Regions from separate parts of the Homo sapiens genome. Here region 1 is linked to region 2. The links are chromatin contacts, found by Hi-C or POLR2A ChIA-PET in ENCODE. All regions are on one chromosome and are shown on one strand. Each heading gives the region's core, a stretch centred on a gene start or an enhancer-like site at or near the end of the contact. The rest is flanking DNA. Distances are from core to core; before and after follow the strand shown. Region 1 has its middle 15 kb from the start of RHOT1. Region 2 holds the start of SUZ12 (SUZ12 polycomb repressive complex 2 subunit).

Region 1 (4,820 bases), core at 970-3,469, 190 kb after region 2:
CGAGTATTTTTATGACACACAAAACCTGCTTTCTTACTCCTCTGCTTACAGTCCTTCAGTGATGCTTCGCACTGCTCAGGAGAAAGTCTGAGCTCCTTTGCTGGAACACAAGGGCCTCCAGATCAGTCCCCTGCCCACTTCTCCAAACCAGGCCCCTGCTGCTTCTCCAGCACCCAGTGTCTAATCTCCTTGGCCTGGAATACGAGGCCTCCAGACTGGGACCCTGCTGCTTCTGCAGCACCTGGTGTCTAAGTGCCTCCTTCTTGATGTCTGCTCTTCAGTCACAAGGAGCTGCTCATCTCTCCCTGAGGACACACGTGCACAAACACACACACATGCACACACAAGTGCACACACAGAGAGGAGCGTGCTCTTCTACTCCTTCTCCCTGCAGTCCCTGGAATGCACCATCTGTCCTAAACCAAAGGCCCACCCCCTCCCTGAAGTCCACCCTGGTCTCACCAATCACAGGTCCGATATGCAAAAACACAGATATAACTTAGAGTGCTCACTCTGTGCCGGGCACGGACTTAAGTACCTCACAGGCATTAGCTCTTTTAATCCTCACAACAACCTTATGAAATAGGTTCTGTGATGAGCTCCATTTTACAGATGAGGAAACTGAGGCTTGGAGATTTAAAGTAACTTGCCTGGTTTCACTTAGCTGCCGGCCCCCTTTTCTCCCCCCAGAACACTGACTACATTTCCTTCATAGCGTGTTAGTGCATTTAATAATTTTCATAACCACCAACTCTAATGATACATGGTGGGAAAGGTCAGTGCCCTCTTGGTTTGTGGTCCCCACAGTCAAGCTCAGGGCCTGGCACCCAGCAGGTGCTCAGTAATGCTGTGACTAAAGCACTGGTCTGTGTTTCTTCAAGGAAGCTCTTTCTTCCTGCATCAAAATCCTCTTGGCTCAGAAGTGGACTCATGGGAAGGGCTACGAGGCTTGTGCCGCAGGGTCCTTCCCTTGTGTGGGGCCCCACTAGCAATGCACACAGATGCTCATCTAGTTTTGTAAAGTAAGATATTATTTTTTGGCCAGGCACGGTGGCTCATGCCTGTAATCCGAGCCTTTGGCAGGCCAAAGTGGTAGGATCGTTTGAGCCCTGGAGTTCAAGGCCAGCCTGGACAACATGAGGAAACCCTGTCTCTACAAAAAATGTAACAATTAGTTGGGCGTGGTGGTGTGCACCTGTAGTACCAGCTATTTGGGAGGCTGAGGTGGGAGTCCTGGAGGTGGAGGCTGCAGTAAGCAGAGATCATGCCACTGCTCTCCAGCCTGGGTGACAGAGCCAGAGTCTGTTTCAAAGACAAAAAAAAAAAAAGAAATTATTTTTCTTAAAGATGCCCCCTATATTTGTAATCTTTAGGGCCCACAAAACCAAGGTCTGTGTGAGAGGCTTGCTGAAAATGCAGCTTTCAGCTGGGCATGGTGGCTCACACTTATAATCCCAGCACTTTGAGAGGCCAAGGTAGGAGGATCACTTGATCCCAGGAGTTTAAGACCAGCCTGAGCAACATAGCAAGACTCTGCATCTACAAAAAAGTAAAAAATTAGCGGGGCGTGGTGGTGCATGTCGCTGGTCCCAGCTACTTGGGAGGCCGAGGTGGGAGGATCACTTGAGCCCGGGAGGTCGAGGCTACAGTGAGCCATGATTGAGCCACTGCACTCCAGCCTGGGCAACAGACCGAGACCCTATCTCAAAAAAAAAAAAAAGAGAATGCACATTTCTAGCCCTACCCCCAAGCACCCAAATCTTGGAAGATTCTTGTCTTACCAAAGTCTGAGCACCACTATGCGAAATGTTTCTTCCCTACCCCAGTGATTTTTCTATTTGCTTTAGGGCTCAAAAGAGTCATTGCAGTGGTGGGGTCAGCTATTAACATCTCTCTTTTCCTGGAAACCAGTTGATGCCTATAAGAGGGGTTTCCTCAGCTCTCTGAATAACTTCAATTTGTTCTTTTTGGGCCAAGCCCTGTGCTGCCTGGTCCTGCTGATGAGAGTTCGGCTAGAGGGAGGGGTGGGGAGGGGCCTGAGCTGGGGGACCAGCAGGGGGGCAGCCTGCAGCCCTGAACCCTAATCCTCGTCACTGTCCCTTCTCTGCCTCATAAAGGTGTTCTTGCTCTTTCTCCTTTCTAGCCAAGTCTCCTCCCTCCACATATGTGTTCTCATCTAGATCAGTTTCGATTCCCGCTGGTGGAAAGCAGCCTCAGGCAGGGCCACTGCGCAGGAAGGGCGGGCCTGGGTGCAGGCGGGGCTCCGGGAGTCACCCCCAGACGCGCGGCTCCCCTTCCTTGTCCTCCGCATGACGCCCGTGCCGGAGCCCACGTGAGCCTTTGCCAAGGAGAGATTCAGAGATATGAGCAGAAAAACTGGAAGATGGACTTCTTCAATAAGGCAGCGGGACGGTTTGGCTGATGGAAGATGTTTCCCGGAAGCCTGTTCACGCTCCACCCTGAAAGTCCCAGGGCCGTGAGAGTCAGCCGGGCCGCCGAGGCGGTGCCCTCCAGGCTGCAGGATGATCCAGGGACTGTTTTCCTCAGCACTGTGTAGGTTTCAGCTTATGAGTTCTGTCCATGTTTTGTGAGATTTATAGCTAAGTATTTACCTTTTCGAATGATTATAAACAACATAGTAGTTTTAATTTTAGTGTCTACTTGTTTTTTGTTACTATATAGAAATACAATCGATTTTCATATATTTATGTTGCATCCTCTGTGCTTCTAAACTCACTAGTTTTGGAAGCTGTTTTTTGTTTTTAGATTCCTTAAAATTTTATATATGGGCAATCATGTCATTTAATAATCAACCTGTATGCCTAAAATAATCAACCTGTATGCCTAAAATAATCAACCTGTATGCCTTTTATTGTAAGAAAATCCCTAAATACTGGGATTACAGGTGGTGAGCCACCGTGTCCAACCTGAAACTTTTTTTTTGGTGATTTCAAATGAACTTGACTTTTACTGTAATTATACCTAAAGTATTTGTAAACAATTGTTTAGAACTTCTATTTGTCATGGACTTTTGAGTTTATTCTTTGGATCATATAAAAAGACTTTTTTTTTTTGTTTTTAAAGTTATAAATCTCTGTATGCACTTTGCTTTTCTTAATTAAACATAATCCAAAGTAAGCTGTGACTCATTTATTTATTTATTTATTTGAGACAGGGTGTCGCTTTGTCACCCAGGCTATGGCTCCATCTTGGCTCACTGCAGCCTCAACCTCCCAGGCTCAAGCAATCTTCCCACCCACCTAGGCCTCCCGAGTAGCTGGGACTACAGGCATGCACCAGCATGCCTAGCTAATTTTTGTATTTTTTGTAGAGACAGGGTTTCTCCATGTTGCCCAGGCTGGTCTCAAGCTCCTGGACTCAATCAGTCCTTCTGCATCGGCCTCTCACAGTGTTGGGATTACAGGCGTGACTTTGCCACCATCCCCGGTTTGTTTTTTTTCAACAGGCAGAGTTTAACTATCACGGAAGCCTCCCGCCTCAGCCTCCCAAAGTGCTGGGAATACAGGTGGAAGCCACTGCACCCATCCAGCTATGATTCTTCGGTAGTGTACAAGATTGTACACTACCAATGTATCTGATTTTCAATTTTTCTTGAAATGTGATGCAAGTGGTGTCAGCCTGCTGATAAGTTAACATTGTTCAGGATGAATCTTCTACAGAAATAATTGCTTTTTTTCCCCAGTATTTAGTACTGAAAGATATTAATGGTAATATATTTCTGGTTTAATATAAATTAAGCATGTTTTCTAGTTGTGCGTGAATGCTGGCTGGCAACTTAGTAAGTTTTGACAGTTGTTTAAATATGTAATGTTAAGCTTAGGTTTTAAAAAAGTAAAACTTATAAAGGAAAATAAAAAGAATCTCAGGATCCCCAAACTCCTTATGCCAAAGAGAAAGTTAAGCCTGGAGGTTGTGCCACACAACACTGCCATGCTTTTGCCAAGTGCAAAGCTGCTACTTCACAAGCTTGTGTGAAAGCATGAAGCATTAGCCAGACCCCCACAGGATGCAAAAGGCCTCAGGCAGCTCCAGATGTTTGCCCCACAAATCAGTCACACTTAAATATTTTGCTGCCTCAAAAACTTTCAAGATGTCAAGATGTATATCCACCCGTAAAATGAGGGCATGTTGATTGTAACTTTAGGTCTGCAATCTAAATGTAGCTCCTGAAACCAATGTTGTTCCTTTCTACACGGATAATGTTGATTCCAAGCTTATCTTTCCAGGTGCAGAACAAAGCGAAGATGAGATTAATCATGCTTCCACCTACCCGGAGACACCTGCACAATTAATTCTTCCTTTACTCCCTTTTTTTCCTTCAGAAGTTCACCTTATCTTATGTAAAATGCAGATCTACTGGGCACTAACTAAAGTCTCACAAGAATATAACCATTCCCTGTCTCACTACTTACCTGCCCCTCATCCTACATGCCTTCCCCACCCCTCTTTTTTTTTTTTGAGATAGAGTTTCGCTCTTGTTGGCCAGGCTGGAGTGCAATGGCGTGATCTTGCCTTACCACAACTTCCGCCTCCCAGGTTCAAGCGATTCTCCTGCCTCAGCCTCCCGAGTAGCTGGGATTATAGGCATGTACCACCACGCCCATCTAATTTTGTATTTTTAGTAGAGATGGGGTTTCTTCATGTTGGTCAGGCTGGTCTCCAACTCCCGACCTCAGGTGATCTGCCTGCCTCGGCCTCCCAAAATGCTGGGATTACAGGCTTGAGCCACCGTGCCTGGCCATGCCTTCCCCTGTTTAAGGATATGTATAAATACTAAATCTCCTTAAAACCTCTTCAGA
Region 2 (5,291 bases), core at 2,523-5,022:
AGGCTGGTCTCGAACTCCTGACTTTGTGATCTGCCCACCTTGGCCTCCCAAAGTGCTGAGATTACAGGTGTGAGCCACCACACCTGGCCTTGTTGACTTATTTTAATAGTCTCAGCGCTAAATTTTAAGGAAATGAGGATGAATGGAGGATAGACACTGTACAAGTAAAAGGGAGGCTTGATACCTTGGTTATTTTAAGTCAAGTGCATTCATACTGATGATTATTCATTTCAGCACATCAGAGGCAATTTTTTTTTTTTTTTGAGACGGAGTCTTGCTTGTCACCCAGGCTGCAGTGCAGTGGCGCAATCTCGGCTCACTGCAAGCTCTGCTTCCCGGGTTCACACCATTCTCCTGCCTCAGCCTCCCGAGTAGCTGGGACTACAGGTGCCCGCCACCACACCCGGCTAATTTTTTTGTATTTTTAGTAGAAACAGGGTTTCGCCATTTTATCCAGGATGGTCTCGATCTCCTGACCCCGTGATCCACCCGTCTTGGCCTCCCAAAGTGCTGGGATTACAGGCGTGAGCCACAGCGCCCAGCCTTAGAGGCAATATTTACTGATTTTTTTTTTTTTTTTTGTGAGATGGAGTCTCATTCTGTCCCCCAGGCTGGAGTGCAGTGGCGTGATCTCGGCTCACTGCAAGCTCCGCCTCCTGGGTTCACGCCATTCTCCTGCCTCAGCCTGCTGAGTAGCTGGGACTACAGGCGCCCGCCACTACACCTGGCTAATTTTTTTGTATTTTTAGTAGAGACAGGGTTTCACTGTGTTAACCAGGATGGTCTCGGTCTCCTGACCTCGTGGTCCGCCCGTCTTGGCCTCCCTAAATGCTGGGATTACAGGCTTGAGCCACCGTGCCCGGCCTTTTTTTGTTTTTTGTTTTTTGAGACGGAGTCTTTCTCTGTCACCAGGCTAGAGTGCAGTGGCACGATCCAGGCTCACTGTGACCTCTGCCTCCCGGGTTCAAGTGATTTCCCTGCCTCAGCCTCCCCAGTAGTTGGGACTACAGGCACATGCCACCATGCCCGGCTAATTTTTTGTATTTTAGTAGAGACAGGGTTTCACTGTGTTGGCCAGGATGGTCTTGATCTCCTTACCTTGTGTTCCAACTTAGCCTCCCAAAGTGCTGGGATTACAGGCGTGAGCCACCGCACCCAGCCTACTGATCTTTCTTGACTTAGACATGACATATGCTACAACTTTTTTTTTTTTTTTTTTGAGACGGAGTCTCACTCTGTCGCCAGGCTGGAGTGCAGTGGCATGATCTCAGCTCACTGCAACCTCCGCCTCCCGGGTTCAAGCAATTCTCCTGCCTCAGCCTCCCGAGTAGCTGGGACTACAGGCAAGCACCACCACGCCCAGCTAATTTTTGTATTTTTAGTAGAGATGGGGTTTCACCATGTTGGCCAGAATGGTCTCAATCTCTTGAACTCGTGATCCGCCCGCCTCAGCCTCCCAAAGTGCTGGGATTACAGGTGTGAGCCACCGTGCCCGGCCTGACATATCCTACATCTTTTATCTTTAAAACTCTTGGCAAGGTGTGGGGCTCACTTCTGTAAGCCCCACATTTTCGGAGGCCAAGGCTGGTCGACCACAAGGTCTGGAGATCCTGACCATCCAGGCTAACAAGGTGAAACCCCATCTCTACTAAAAATACAAAAAATTAGCCAGGCATAGTGGCATGCACCTGTAATCCCAGCTACTTGGGAGGCTAAGGCAGGAGAATCACTTGAACCCGGGAGGCTGAGGTTGCGGTGAGCCGAGATTGTGCCACTGCACTCTAGCCTGAGCCACAGAGTGAGGCTCCATCTCAAAACAACAACAACAACAATAACAACAAACAAAACTCTTTATTTTTCTGGCATGATAGTGAAGCATGAGGGCTCCAGAGACACTGCCTGGGTTAAAAATCCCGGTTTGTGCAAGCTTCTTAACAAGTCTTGCTGTTATTTCCTCATCTATGAAATGGAGATATTAATAAATGTCTACCTCAGAGGATTGGTGTGAGAATTGAATGTTAAGCTTGTAAAAACTTAAAGTATTGCCTGGCACATAGTAAGCACTCAGTCATTATTATCCTAATTTATATTTGTGCGCTGGTGTCCAACTTTATTCATCAAGACTCATTGGATGAATCCTGATTCTATGCCAGGCACAGTGATAGACACCTCAGCTACCAAAGCATCCATCATCCGTGCCCCAAGAGCTTAACAGTAAAGTAGAAAGAAAAAGACTTGCTGCTATAACACAAAGGTTCTTAACTTGAACAGGCTTCAGGAAGTCTGAGAACTTGAATGACAAAAAATATATATATTTATTTACACTAACCTCTAGCTAGAATTTAGCATCTCCTTCAACTACTAATAGGTGACAAATCATAGTAGTGTTAGCAGTGCCTGTGGCTTTGTTACCAAGAGAACTTACTGGTATTTCTCTCGGGAGGCCAAGGTTGCAGTGAGCCAAGATCGCGCCCTTGCACTCCAGCCTGGGTGACAGAGCGAGAATCCGTCTCAAAAAAAAAAAAGACTACAGAGGATAGTGTAACAAACAAGAGGGGATTCTGAACTTTTTGTCTGAATATAAAATATAGCTTGTCCTTAACAACAGGCATTCCTTATTTCAGGTAAGAAGGTATACCTAATTTCAGATGTGTTCCTGAAATGCCAAATACTATATACGTCATTTGCAGAGATCACTTTCTTAAGTAGCAAAGGCTTTGATAAAACCTGTACTTTAGGTATTTAATCATTACAAAGATAACTAGTTTTGTAAACAACTTGAATAACCATTCCAGAGACACTTGTTTTGTAAACAGTGTTTTGCAGTTAACTATAGAGAACCCAAGTAGACATTTAAAAAATGCTGTTTAGAGTATGAAATGGTTCTATGTTTATAGGTTGGGATTTTTGAAATTTTAACGTAATATAAAAATTGGAAGAACATCCTTAGAGATCATCTTGTCCAACCTGAAATTCAAATCATTAGCTCAACTCCAAACCAATCTGTGCCAGAAGACTGAAATGGGCCTATGTGTCTATCGTTCAAAGCAAGACCTGGCCAGGCGCGGTGGCTCACGCCTGTAATCCCAGCACTTTGGGAAGCCGAGGCAGGTGGATCACGAGGTCAGGAGATCGAGACCAGCCTGGCCAAAATGGTGAAACCCTGTCTCTACTAAAAACACAAAAAATTAGCCAGGCGTGGTGGCGAGCGCCTGTAATCCCAGCTACTCTGGAGGCTGAGGCAGGAGAATCGCTTCAACCCGGGAGGCGCAGGTTGTAGGGAGACGAAGTCGCGCCACTGGCACTCCAGCCTGGGCGACAGAGGGAGGCTCCGTCTCAAAAAAAAAAAAAAGCAAGACTCGCAAAACACCGGATTCCTTCTCAGCTTTCTGAGCTGAAAAGGTATAGATCCTAAAGAAGAGAAGAGTGTATGTAAGTACTTCTCAACCAGTTTACCTCTCTGACCACTCTTACGGTGTTTGGGGGCAACAAACTAAGGATCTAGACTCGCTAAACCGCTCGCTGGGTCCTTCTCTCCCCACAATGCACCGGGGCCAGCAGGAAGGCCGCTCCGACCCCTAATTTTCCCGCGAATTCAGTTCAAAGAGGCGGCCGGGCCCGCGATCGGCAGCGCGCACGGGCCAACCAAGCCGCGCCTCCGCGAGAAGCGCCTCCGCGTGACTGACGGGGGAATCCGCGGGCCAACGGGCTGGGCGGCCCGGCGGTGCGCGCTCCCGCCGGCCAATCAGAGCGCCGGGCGGGGGAAGTGGGCGGAGCGAGGCCAGGGTAGGGTGAGCGGCCTCCGAAGCGGAGCGGGGCTCTGAGGAGACACTTTTTTTTTCCTCCCTCCTTCCCTCCTCTCCTCCTCCCTTCCCTTCCCCTCTCCTCCCCTCTCTCCTCCTTCCCCCCTCGGTCCGCCGGAGCCTGCTGGGGCGAGCGGTTGGTATTGCAGGCGCTTGCTCTCCGGGGCCGCCCGGCGGGTAGCTGGCGGGGGGAGGAGGCAGGAACCGCGATGGCGCCTCAGAAGCACGGCGGTGGGGGAGGGGGCGGCTCGGGGCCCAGCGCGGGGTCCGGGGGAGGCGGCTTCGGGGGTTCGGCGGCGGTGGCGGCGGCGACGGCTTCGGGCGGCAAATCCGGCGGCGGGAGCTGTGGAGGGGGTGGCAGTTACTCGGCCTCCTCCTCCTCCTCCGCGGCGGCAGCGGCGGGGGCTGCGGTGTTACCGGTGAAGAAGCCGAAAATGGAGCACGTCCAGGCTGACCACGAGCTTTTCCTCCAGGCCTTTGAGAGTGAGTGTGTGCGAGGCTTTGAGGGCAGGAAGACCCACTCTGCCAACACCGGGGATGGGACACTCTGCTGGGCCCCCTTCCTCCTCGGGAGTCCACTTGTGTGGTAGTGGAGGGAGGAATTGAGGGGATGTCCCCCTTTCGGAGATTACGTCTCCAGGGGATCCGGAGTCCAGGGCCTTGGGAGAGCTGGAAAAGAGGGTCCGGGCGGGTTCTTGACTCCCCCAAGATTGACGCAAGAGGCTCGGGACTGGGGCCCCACGTTCAGAGCAGGCGGCTTTTAGATGAGGAGGTAGCAGTTGAACTGAGCCGCAGTCACATCCCGAGACTGGTTCTTGTTTTCTTTCATGCCTTTCGGACTCTAGAAATACAGGGGTTTCGGTTGTAGCTTTTGAGGGGCAAAATGAAGCCTGTGAAGGGATGAGTGCAGTGGAACCGAAGAAAGTGTCCTTAGTCTGAAATGCCTTCGCGCTAACTTGGTGCTGCAGGTTCCTATGGCACCTTTGGATGCTTAAAACCCTTCAAATCTATCCACCCATTTTGTGGATATGTAAACTGAGCCAGAGAGTGGTCAAGCATCTTCTCTGGAGACGACCCCGGAATTCTGCTTTTTCTACCTGGCTTACAGAACATTTTCTTGCGTCAATTTCTGTTTCTAAGTTCTGTCTGGAAGGTGAAACTGACTTATTTGGAAAGGAGAGCAAGGTGTCTGGAAACAAACAATAGAATTTATTAAAAACATCGTGACTATGAATAATCCTGATTGTTCTTTAAGGAATGTTATATCCTGATTGGTTCCCTTTTTTGCTTTTGTGTGTTATAATTTGGGTGATCTTTAATAGCTAAATAATCTTACAGAAACTTGAATAAACTTGGCTCTACCGCCCAGTGTCCTTATTTACAGTTTCACTGTGGCATATGTTAAGGGCATGGTATCAGCTGTGCTTAGAAAGACGTATTACGTTGTTTAATACCCTTCCTTCATTCTCTCTCATTAGTGCTTCATGA

What was found. Hi-C counts contacts between places; a loop is a spot of excess contacts on that map. ChIA-PET counts read pairs that join two places held with the same protein, here RNA polymerase II (POLR2A). Pooled maps may share reads with other maps.
Region 1: a loop to region 2 is called in a map with no recorded cell type, with 5 times the contacts of the local background. The contact joins the enhancer-like site here to the promoter of SUZ12 in region 2. A Hi-C loop is called at or near these places in 1 of 168 maps with a recorded cell type or tissue (CD8-positive, alpha-beta T cell), 2 of 37 single-sample maps with no recorded cell type and 9 of 50 pooled maps. POLR2A ChIA-PET finds 5 or more read pairs at or near these places in 5 of 52 experiments (HEK293, WTC11, activated CD4-positive, alpha-beta T cell and 2 more).

The regions. Positions count from the first base shown.
Region 1 is chr17:32,125,317-32,130,136 of GRCh38, forward strand. No RefSeq gene overlaps it. Among named protein-coding and RNA genes, the nearest start is that of RHOT1, 15 kb to the right of the region's middle. RefSeq lists enhancers at 2,077-2,296, 2,357-2,416. Within about 2 kb of position 2,220, at least 38 of the 41 ENCODE cell types and tissues checked have a DNase peak (open chromatin) inside an H3K27ac peak, as active enhancers do; they include CD8-positive, alpha-beta T cell, where a contact is called at or near this core.
Region 2 is chr17:31,933,235-31,938,525 of GRCh38, forward strand. It overlaps SUZ12 (SUZ12 polycomb repressive complex 2 subunit), which reads left to right and starts at 3,773. Exons shown (of 16, transcript NM_015355.4): 1 at 3,773-4,286. The coding sequence starts at 4,013. RefSeq lists a silencer at 3,664-4,123 and an enhancer at 3,864-4,449.